Linked DNA regions of Homo sapiens: region 2 is linked to region 1. Evidence: read pairs that join two places in POLR2A ChIA-PET (ENCODE). Cell type or tissue: PC-9. All regions are shown on one strand. Each heading gives the region's core, and the rest is flanking DNA. Links, peaks and the distances in the headings are about the cores only. Region 1 has its middle 30 kb from the start of LINC02971. Region 2 overlaps TOMM20 (translocase of outer mitochondrial membrane 20).

What was found. Peaks named below come from ENCODE experiments on the same cell type or tissue, not always from the same donor. Only the 100,000 strongest peaks of a DNase experiment are listed, where the experiment ranks them.
Region 2: POLR2A ChIA-PET joins it to region 1 with 16 read pairs; 2 of 35 experiments call an interaction of 5 or more read pairs at or near these places.

Annotation. Positions count from the first base shown.
Region 1 is chr1:234,922,635-234,931,185 of GRCh38, reverse strand. No RefSeq gene overlaps it. Among named protein-coding and RNA genes, the nearest start is that of LINC02971, 30 kb to the left of the region's middle. RefSeq lists enhancers at 3,597-3,686, 4,447-4,526. In PC-9, for the core only: no CTCF peak of the experiment used is centred there; a DNase peak (open chromatin) is centred at 5,125; H3K4me3 peaks cover 520 bases; H3K27ac peaks cover 2,500 bases.
Region 2 is chr1:235,117,778-235,120,277 of GRCh38, reverse strand. TOMM20 (translocase of outer mitochondrial membrane 20) reads left to right here. Exons shown (of 5, transcript NM_014765.3): 3 at 379-460. Among named protein-coding and RNA genes, the nearest start is that of SNORA14B, 8.9 kb to the left of the region's middle. In PC-9, for the core only: no CTCF peak of the experiment used is centred there; no DNase peak of the experiment used is centred there; H3K27ac peaks cover 416 bases.

The DNA.
Region 1 (8,551 bases), core at 3,627-6,126:
GGGAGGCTGAAGCGGGTGGATAACAAGGTCAGGAGATCGAGACCATCCAGGCTAACAGGGTGAAACCCCTTCTCTACTAAAAATACAAAAAAATTAGCCGGGCGTGGTGGCGGGCGCCTGCAGTCCCAGCTACTCAGGAGGCTGAGGCAGGAGAATGGCGTGAACCTGGGAGGCGGAGCTTGCAGTGAGCGGAGATCGCGCCACTGCACTCCAGCCTGGGCGACAGAGCGGGACTCCGTCTCAAAAAAAAAAAAGATAAGGCTACAGTGCTCTTAGGGAGGACCCACAATCTCTGCGAAGGAAGTTTCCCCTTGTTCCCCTTTGGCAGGAAGTAGAAGCCCAGCTGAGGGACTCAGCAAGGGGTCCTTTCATCCCATAGGCTTGTCCCCTAAGGATACATCCCATAGGCTTGTTCCCCTTTGGCAGGAAGTAGAAGCCCAGCTGAGGGACTCAGCAAGGGGTCCTTTCATCCCATAGGCTTGTCCCCTAATGATGTGAAGTCATCACAAACAGGCACAGGTGGGACAGGATGCTGAATCCCAGCTCCAACCATGGGAAACATTGTAACAGAGGACAGGTAACACGTGACAGCTCCCGGCCTGAAAGGAAACCCAGTCAGCAGAACTTTCGTTCATCAAACTAAGAGGGATGTTGTGGGTGTGTCTGTGAACATACTGCTTCGAGGCCAAGGCCGCTGCTCTGTTGGCCTCAACCCCATGGACAAGGAGGATGTGAGCTGGGAGGTTCCTGGGTTGGCATCCAGACTACTGGTCCTTGCTTCCACCTGGACCTGTGCATGGGGGAGCCAGGCACTGGCCCAGATACCAGCCTGGCCAGGACAGCCAGGAGAGGTGTGGCAGCCCCACCCCAAACCCATGGGGCCGAGTGGGTGGGTCAAGCTCTGTGGGCACATGAGACATTAGCCAGGCTGGCAAGACATTGGTCAGGAATCACCTACTGGGGACCTGAGGGGCTTCAGGGACCCCCCTGATCCAGCACCCTAGAATGCAAAGTCTGTCAAAGATTGAATTCCTCTAAGCTTTTTTTTTTTTTTTTTTTAAGACAGAGTCTTGCTCTGTCGCCAAGGCTGGAGTGCAGCGGCACCATCTCGGCTCACTGCAAGCCCCGCCTCCTGGGTTCACGCCATTCTCCTGCCTCAGCCTCCCGAGTAGCTGGAACTACAAGCGCCCGCCACCACACCCGGCTAATTTTTTTGTATTTTTAGTAGAGACAGGGTTTCACCGTGTTAGCCAGGATGGTCTCGATCTCCTGACCTCGTGATCCGCCTGCCTCGGCCTTCCAGAGTGCTGGGATTACAGGTGTGAGCCACCACGTCCAGCTGAATTCCTCTAAGCTTTTTACTGCCCATCATCCCTATTAAAGAAGGAGGGAAAATGTCTTAGCTTCAGCTGCTGTAACAAAGTACCAGAGCCCAGTGGCTTATAAACAACACGCAGTTCTTCCTCACAGTTCTGGAGACTGGGGGTCTGAAATCAGGGTGCCAGCATGGTTGGGTTCTGGTGAGAGCCTCTTCTGGACTGCAGATGGCACATTCTAGCTGTGTCCCTGCATGGTGGGAAGAGAATGAGACTCCTCTCTGGGGTCCCTTTGATAAAGGCACTAATCCCATTTGCAGGGGCTCCAACCTCAGGACCTAATCACCTCCCAAAGGCCCCACCTCCTAATGCCATTCGTTACCTTTGGAGTTGGGTTTTTTTCAACATAGGAATTTTGGTTGGGCTGTGGGGAGCATAAACATTCAGTCCATAACCGAAAGGAAGTCAGCACAGATGAAATGTAACTCTGCTCTTTCACTTAATTCTCACAGCAAACTGGCAAGGGAGGCAACGTGACTCTTCCTATTTTATGAGGAAAAAAACGGGCTCAAGAGGTGAAGGAATGCTTTCTGGGTTAGAGAGTTAACCAAAGTAGAGTTAGGGGCCCAATCTAGGGTGTAGATGCCAGGCCCGCCTGTCCCTGCAGGGAGCAGGCAGTGACCTCCTCTGACGGGGCCAAGTCCCCTTTTCTCCTTGGTCTGAGGAAGGTGGACGATGAAGAAACAATATCACACGCTCTTCACCCTTCTAGACTCAAGCCAATTTCCACCTCTTCCATGAAGCCATCCCTGATCCCCCAGCTCTGAATCATTGCTCAGCCCTCCACGCTGCCATACATTCTAGCAGCCCCTTTTATCCTGCTTCCCCTACCAAAGAGTGAAGGACCCAACTGCCCCTTCTTCAGCAGTCTCTGTAAACCTTAGGCCCTGGGACGCTGCCCTGCTCTTATTAGGAGTGGAGCAGTGTATTAACAAGGGGATTATGTGCTGGCTGCTGGACTCTGGTGAGCAGAGAATAGAGCTGAGGCTGCCAGGTGTGTGCACACCTGTGCCACGGGCCTGCCCCGGCAGCTGATTTACAGTGTCGGTGAGGAGATGCATCCCCATGAAGGGAAAATCCATCAGATGGTAAATACTGTTTTGAGATATTAGCTCTCCCAAGCTAATTAGTTCCTTCCAAGCCCACCTGGGGTTTCTGAGACTTCTGGTTGCCTCCCCTGCTGGCGTTTTCACTGGGGGAGGGGCACGGTTTGGAGGGGGAGAGCTGGGGGAAACATTTCCAGTTTCGTCCCAAGTGTCTAAGCTATATTCTCTGTGGATTCCCTTCTTCTTGCCTATTGGTAATCCATCATTTCCTTTCCGGTAGATAAATAGCTATTCTCTGACATCAACCCACATTTTTCTGTTCACTTCTGCTCCTCATAGTCATGGCATAAACCTGCACTCCCAAGCTCTAACTTGGTTCTTGATGTGTGAAGGCATCCTTCAGAATTCTAAGAGAAATCTCTTTCTCAGTGCAGCCTGCCTTTTGCAAATCAAAAGTGCTTTGGTTTTCAGACTATTTATTGTTTCCGCTAGAGATAGACAAAGCCTACTTGAAAGCTGGGAAATGAAGAACCTGAAGTTGGTGTGCACAGTGGGTAGGAAGTGATCCTGCCACCTTGGGGGCTGGGCTCAGGCGGGTTTGTCACCAGCAGTCCTAGGGCCACCATTCATCTCAGGCTTCATAAATGTGTTCATAAATGTGAACAGACTTGGTAAATGCGACAATCTCTGAGCAGTAGTGTTCTGAGGAAGGGGAACGTTTTTCTGAATTTGCGAACAAGCCGGTGGGGGTCTTTGACAATGGGTACAAGGAAGTAGAGGAGACAGCAACCTTTTAATGCCTATTGACATCCCACTATAATGAAGCAACATGGGGACACAAAGGCAGGGAGAAGGATGGGGTTGCAGTTGTTGCAGAGTCAGGCAAGGTTGCCACAGGGAGGGAGGGACTGGAATTGGGCTTCGATGAGGCGTTGAATGGGCAGATCAGAGGGAGAGGCATTTTAAATAAGGTGATGGTGGGGACACAGGTATGAGGGACGGACATTCATGGAGTGGCAGGGGACAGCCTGATGGTGTTGAGGGTTGGTGTTAGAGAATAAGAGAAGAGTGAGTTGGTAGATTTGGGTCCTTGAAGGTCAGACTGAGAGGTGGTTCAGTGAGCAGTGAAGGACCCCGGAGGAGGACAGCAGCCTTCCAGAGGGAGGCGGAGGGCAGAGTAGAGGTGAGGTGGAGGGCAGAGTACAGGTGAGGTGACAGAGACCCGGACGGAGGCTGGAGAGGAGGCCCTTCTGGGCTGAGGCCAGGCTGGGTGGAGGGCAGTGGGTGTGAGAAGGAGGAGGTCAGAATGAGGAGACATTCAGAAGGGGAATCAACCGGACTCTGGGGCTCCTTGGAGACAATGAGTCTTCACATCTGTGTGGCTGGAAGCTGATCAGACTTCACCAGGAAGGGGGGCCGTGGAGGAGACCCTGTTGGGGATGCATCGGTGGGACTTTAAGGGTGCAGTGTCCAGTAGGCAGCTGGCTTCGGGAACCTGGAGACTGCAGCAGAGTCAGTGCTGTGTGCCCGCCCAGGGGCTGTTTGTGCAGGGCGACCCGGGCCCGAGGTGAGGCCTCAGGGGACAGAGGCACCTGGAGAGAAGTGTGGAGCAGGTGTGACCTGGGAAAGCCCGTGGCGGGGGCCACTCCACGCAAGAGCAAAAGAGCTTTGGAAAGGAAGCATTGCAGTGGTCATATGTGCCGCTCTGCACTTGTTCAATGGGCTGGTGATTCCTCATTGTTCTGTGATGTTGGTTTCAGTTTTGTAATGAGTTTTCATGAAAATAACGAGCACAATGAAAGCCCACATCCCTCTCAAAGTAGCGGAATGGAAAATAGAACTCTGAAGAACCAGCTCTCTTGACGTTCTGAGGCCCAGACATTTCTCTCAGGGTTGTAGAACAACCTTGAACCTGCGTGTCTCCCTGACCCCACCGGACACCTGCCCCGGACCTTCCTAACGTCTAGGGGGTGACGCACCTGAGTGGAGATTCTCCATGCAGCACCAGGGATTTCTGCCATCGTGGACTTTTTAACAGGTGTTCTCAGGATGAGGACTTTTGGGGTGCACCCCCCACCGGCAGCAGTTGCGTTTCTGGGCTTGAGATTCAAGGCATGACTGAGCAGGTGGGGGATGATGCTATGCATTTTTTGGCATGAGGTCTCTTTCAAGTAAATGAAGAGGCCATTTCAGAAACACTGCAGAGAGAGAAATGTGAGCACACATTTTCTGCTCTGGCCACCATGATTCTTTTGCATCTCGTCACCATTTCCCTGCACTTATGCCACCCCCTTCCCCAAGCTCCAGGGCCCACTAACTGTGAGAACAACGAAAAGCATTAGCTATGGACTCAGCATGCTTCCTCCCCGAGAGCTCCCGACAGCCAGCAGAAATCAATAAATTAGGATAAAGAAAATGACATTTAGCTTTGTCTGGGCTCTCCTGTCTGTATGATTTTGCAGGCTTGGTGTGGAATGAAAATTCTGTTTCCTCTGCTCCCCTCCCCTAAACCTACAGACTGGTCTTCCTGCTTCCCTATGAGTGCCTGCTTCAACCCAGACAGTTCTGACACTTTGACTTACTGATCAACTTTTTTTTTTTTTCTTAAACCACAGTTTAAAAAAAGTCAAACACACACAGTCACGGGAAACAAAAACACACAAAACAACAAACCCTGTTTAAGAGCTGAGTAAGCACTAAGGCATGCATTCCCTCCAAGAGCAAGGGCCAGGATGAGAATTCTCGGTTCAGCTGACTAACGCAGCTCACATTTTAATAGTCTGCAGCTCTTTCTAAGCTGTTAACACTTTACTGTCTTAGAGGATGTTTGGGCTGAATACCTCCCATAGTTCTTCCACTGAGACATACCTTCTCCATGGTAGAGAAAAGCAAACAGGAGTGTTGTAGAGAAAGATGAGTCAGGGGCCAAGTGGGTTGGTGCCAAGACAAAGCAGGAACAAACCAGTGTTCTGGTGCCTTCCGAAAGGTATGTGTTTAGCTCCCACTGATAAGTGAGAACATGATATATTTGGTTTTCTGTTCCTGCATTAATTCGCTTAGGTTAATGGCCTCCAGCCACATCCATGTTGCTGCAAAAGACCTGATTTCATTCTTTTTTATGGCTGTGTAGTATTCCACGGTGTATATGAACCACATCTTTATCCAATTCACCATTGATGGGAAACTGGGTTGATTCTGTGTTTTTGCTATCATGAATAAAGATGGGAACAATAGTCACCGGGGACTACTAGACCAGGGACAGGGGAGGAGGGGCAAGGGCTGAAAAACTACCTGTTGGGTGCTATGCCCATTACCTGGGTGCCAATCGTACCCCAAAGCTCAGAATCATGCTATATACCTTGTAACAAACCTGCACAGGTACTCCCTGACTCTAAAATAAAAGTTGAAAAAGAAAAGGAAAAAAGGAAATGTATGTATGTGTCTTCTACACTTGACTGGTCAGCCAGGGCTGTCCTGTCCAAGCCTCTGTTCTCATCTCTCTCTTCACCCTGACGGCCACGACACGTCCAGAGCTGAAGAACAAAGTGTGCTTGAGGTCGTCTTGAGCGCAGGTTCCAAGATGATTGTTAACACACACAAAGCCTTCCGGACCCCAGCAGAAGGGTGACATTTTCTTCTGGTAGAGTTTGTAATTTAAGATAAGGCAATAGAGCCCGAAGCTGGCAGTGTGGTGTGCACGCCAGCCACATAGCAGCCTCACTTCTCGAGAGGAATCACAGTTTCTGTTTCTAGGTCTCTGGATTTGTACAGCCCAGGCCAGACACTGTGAGGATGCTGGATGGAAGTCTCTGTATAAGGGGCCGGTCCCGGAAATGAGTCCGTCATGTCTGTAGAGAGGTCACCAACAGCTGCCGGATATTGTGCTGCCTCTTCTGGTGGCACACATTTGCTTGGAGGAAAATGCACACTTATTTTAATATTAGATAAAGAGGAGGAGTTCTTCTCCACCAGTGAGCCCGACTCCAGAGAGTTTCTGGAGCCTTGAGGATGCATTTGTTGAGCACTTAGCAAGGGGCTGTGTGCTGTTGGCAGTGGACAAGGCCAAGGGCCTTGAGGCCTCTACTACCTAGGGCAAGGCCAGCAGATGTCTTCTGCAAAGAGCCTGATAGTAAATGGCATGGCTGTGTTCTAATAAAACTTTATTTACAAAAACAGCTGCTGGCCAGATTTGGCCCATTTGTTTGCTGCCCAGATTTTTCCTCTGAGCTTCTCAATGGTAAAAACAAATTCTCACCCGTTTTTTGTCTTCCTAGTGCCTAGCACGAGGCCTGACCCATGGAGGGCCTTCGGTGGCATGTGCCGAGTAATACTCCGTAAATGTCTTCCAAGGAAAATGCTGTGGCTCTCTAAGTAGATTTACAATTTGCAACTTGAGCTGCACTTGGAGTTATGATGCTAAGTTGTTGAAAGGACCGTAGCATCGTGTGTGTGTATGTGCACACACAATGTGCACACGCATCTTAACTCCCCAGGTATGTGGGCAGTGTACAACCCAATTCTGTTGGTCTTTTGACTCTTTCCTTTCCTTCTCCTTCTCTGTTCTTCTCTTTTCTCCTCCTCTCCCTTCTCTTGCCTCTTTCCCTAAATATTCATTATGTACTCTCTGTGTACCAGGTACTATGCTAGACACGAGGGATGTGAGGAAGAGAATCAAGACCTAATGTCTGCCTGCAAGGAGCTTATAGTCCAGTAGCTGAGCTGGCAAGGAGAAAAAAATTCTTGCCCAGGGAGCAGTGTGCACCAAGGGTGCGTTGCACTATGCTGGGGAAATGTGTTCATGGGGGTGGTGCATGGAAGCATGAGAGACAGAAGATATTTGCTGGTGGGGAGGGCGGGCAGAGACACTTTGTGCAAGACGATGCAGTGTGTTTGGGAAAGGTCAGGCATTGGTGTAGCTGGGGATGAGGAATGAGATGGGCCTGGGCCAGCAGGAGGCAGGATGAGGGGGAGGCCCGCCAGGGAGAGCCACTGAGGGGTTTCAGCTGGAAAATAAGGTGATCAGAGCTTCCTGTCTTAGACGGATGCCCTGGTGGTTTGCTGAGGATGGACAGAGAAAGGCAAGCCTGCAGGGTGGGTTGAAGAGCACTGCAAGGCCAGATGGAGGTGCTGAGGTCAGGAAACGGTGCTGTCACCGTGGGGATATGGAGGAGTGGGTGGGAGCAAAGACCTTACTAAGGTTGAATCTAGAGGACTTGGAATCTACATAACTGGTAGTAGACATTTTGAAGCAAAAAAGTAGGTAAGTTGAATACGTGCAGGGAGTCAGGGAGAGAAGAAAGATAAGAACAATACATTTGGGAAAGAAGTAGGGGGAGGATGAGGAGTTGAGTTGGGGAATGTTGAGTTTGAAAATCTATTGTCCAGTAGGATGTTGGGCATTTGGATTTGGTGCTCACAGGGGAAATTTGTGCAGAAGATATTGGCCGTCAAAAGCAGCAGGTGGTTGGAGTTGCAGGATGGAGGCACCCTCTCAGGGAAAAGGTGGGGGGGTTGGCGAGAGAAAACTCTGGGCAGCACCGTCACTTCCAACAGCCATGGGCCATGATGGGAAAGTTCCTACTGGAGGGAAAGCATGGGCAGCATCATCACCTCCAACAACCACGGGCCATGATGGGAAAGTTCCTACTGGAGGGAAAGCGTGGGCAGCATCATCACCTCCAACAACACGGGCCATGATGGGAAGGCTCCTACTGGAGGGAAAGCATGGGCAGCAACACACCTCCAACAGCATGGGCATGATGGGAAAGTCCCCACTGGAAGGAAAGCGCAGGCAGCACCATGGAAGGAGAGCAAGGGCCCTTTTTTGAGGTTGTCTGCATGTTGCTGGCACAGAAATTAATCGCCCTGGCTGAGGAGAGCCTCCAGTGGGAGGCGAGCCCTTGGATTGGGAAACCCATGGACAGAAGGAAAACAGAAGACCTTGACCATAGATTCCAGGTGTTTCTTCCTTCCAGTAATGATTCCTGGTCTGGGTTAGCAGTGGGCCTCTGTACATGCCTCTTTCTCCCTTAAGCAATAAAGGAATAGGGCTGTCGTTTTCCCAATGTTGAACCAAAGTGTGTGTTTTGGGTCATCAGCCCTGTAGGGAAGGAGAAGCCCCTGAGTGCC
Region 2 (2,500 bases), core at 1-2,500, 190 kb before region 1:
ACAAAAACAACAAAATCTGTATAAAATAATGTTGAATCATAAGGACAAATTGCTTACAGTTGTATAAAAATCTACAATAATGGCATCCGAAAATATTGTAACGTGCGTAGACGGTATAGATTTTGCACTCTTTTCTCTTTACATTCGAGTTAGAGCTTTCTAAGAATTATTCAACTACAAACTCAAGTTTTTTCTTTTATTCATTTGAATGTAGATGAACTCTTAATTCCTACAAGTATTCAGGAGTAAAGTTCTTCTATCAGATTTTTTTAGAATGAGTGATTTGGTTTTTTGTTGTTTTATTTTTATTGATATCTGTGTATTGGTTATATCCCCTGGCATAATTGTGGTGTCATTTATTAAATATTTTATTTCCAGTTACCTGACCTTAAAGATGCTGAAGCTGTTCAGAAGTTCTTCCTTGAAGAAATACAGCTTGGTGAAGAGTTACTAGCTCAAGGTAATAGTCATTGAAAAGCTAAGGAAATGGGTAGAATTTTTCTCACTGATAGAAATTTATAATGATAAGGGGCTTTGTTTGTGTAATTTGGCTGTTAGAAAAGGTACTCCAAGTATCTCAAGACAAGTTTTTAGGCACTTAATAATTGGAAGATTATTTTGTGTAAGACTGGCTCTAGAAAGAAATATTCCTTGTGGGATATTGTTGTCCATAATATATTTTAAGTGAGTTTTAGGTTTTCTTGCTATATCATATGATGTAGAAGATAGTAAGTTTTTACAAATGAGGTTCTCTTACTCTGAAGTAGTTTCTAATGTATAGCCATAGTGCGATATGTAAATAGTAACTGAAGGAATGTGAGCTAGGAATATACTCCTCAACTCCTTCATCTAATCTTCAGATCTTTTCCAGTATTTATAGGAAGGAATGGCTAATGTAAGGTCCCAGAGAAGGTTAATTTACCTAATCAAGGTCACACGGTGAGTTCATGACCCCTTATTTCAGAACCAACTTGTTATCTGATCCAGAATTTAGCCTTTTCATTACATTGTACTTCATTTATTTCATCAACAGTGCTAAGAAGTTTCTAAAAAATATTCTATCTTTAAAGTTCAGCTATGAAATTGAAATTATCAAATTGACAAACGTGAGAACCGTAATTTACTCAATAATCTCAAAAGTAGATTTGAAGTAGTTGCTATCGTTATTAAAACTGCTATCAAATATTTTAAAATTCTGATTGCTGTATCAATAGATTTAGATAGAATTGAACTACATGATGTGGGGCATTTGTGTGTGAATGAGTTTGTTTTGTTGTTTCTTTTATGGGGAGAGTTTAATTCATTTAAAATGGTGGTAACTAACTTTATCACGTCTCCCCTTTGCCAAGAAATACTTTTTTGATATCAATAGAATTGCTCAATTAATTTGACCTAAAGAGTCACAGTACTCAAATTGCCAACAGACTGGGAAGGGGTAAAAATCAGTGAGTAGGGACAGGCATGGTGGCTCATGCCTGTATTCCCAGCACTTTGGGGAACTGAGGCAGGAGGATTGCTGGAAGCCAGGAGTTCGAGACCAGCATCGATAACAAAGTGAGACCCTCATCTCTACAGTAAATGAGAAAATAAACCAGGTGCAGTAGTATGCACCTGTAGCCAGCTACTCAGAGACTGAAGTAGGAGGATACCTTGAACCCAGGAGTTTGAGGCTCTAGTGAGCTGTGATGGTGCCACTGCATTTCAGTCTGGGCAACAGAATGATATGCTGTCTCTTAAAAACTATATACATAAAATCTGTAACTGCAGAGGAGTACAAGATAGGCACCAGTCAGGAAACATTTCCAAGTCTCCTACAGGCATCACACTGCAATTTCTCCATCAATCTGAGAGAGAGGACCCAGGCATTGGGGAAAGGGAAAGCATTCCCCCTCAGTGCTAAAGCAGTGCTGCATACTGAGTTGCTCTGCTCCTTGCATCGCATAACACTGGGTTTGATCTTCCTATGCTGATAGATAGATTTTATGATATTCTCCATGCTGTTGTATTAACAAAAGATACCACTTACGACGATCTGGCTATCCAGTCAGCAAAAGTTGTAGCAACATCCACTTTGCACAAGAAGGGAGCTCAAAATGACAAGATCACTGCAACTGAGGTTGTGTCAGTGTATCTTCAGCATTGTTGCTAAATCTGCAGATACAGTAATCAACAGTGCTAGTTCAGAAGAGATTTAATTATAGTATGTATTCAGAAGCAGGAACTGACTTAGCCAGTCTTTTGATTACTGTAATTCTAAAGTGACCATCAGTGGATCAGTGTGCAGCCCTGGGTCGGATCCCTTGTGATGGGTATCACTACATCATCATTTCAATACCTGGGAAAGGAATTGGCCAAGATGGTGCCTGGGAACCCAGATGACAATGACCTACACAATTGGAGTATCCTGAAACATTGTGTAGATGGGACAATCATAGTCCTCACATTGGCAGTGGAGATTCACCTGTTTCTGCTGATGGTCAAGAGGTTAAGAAAGCTCTTG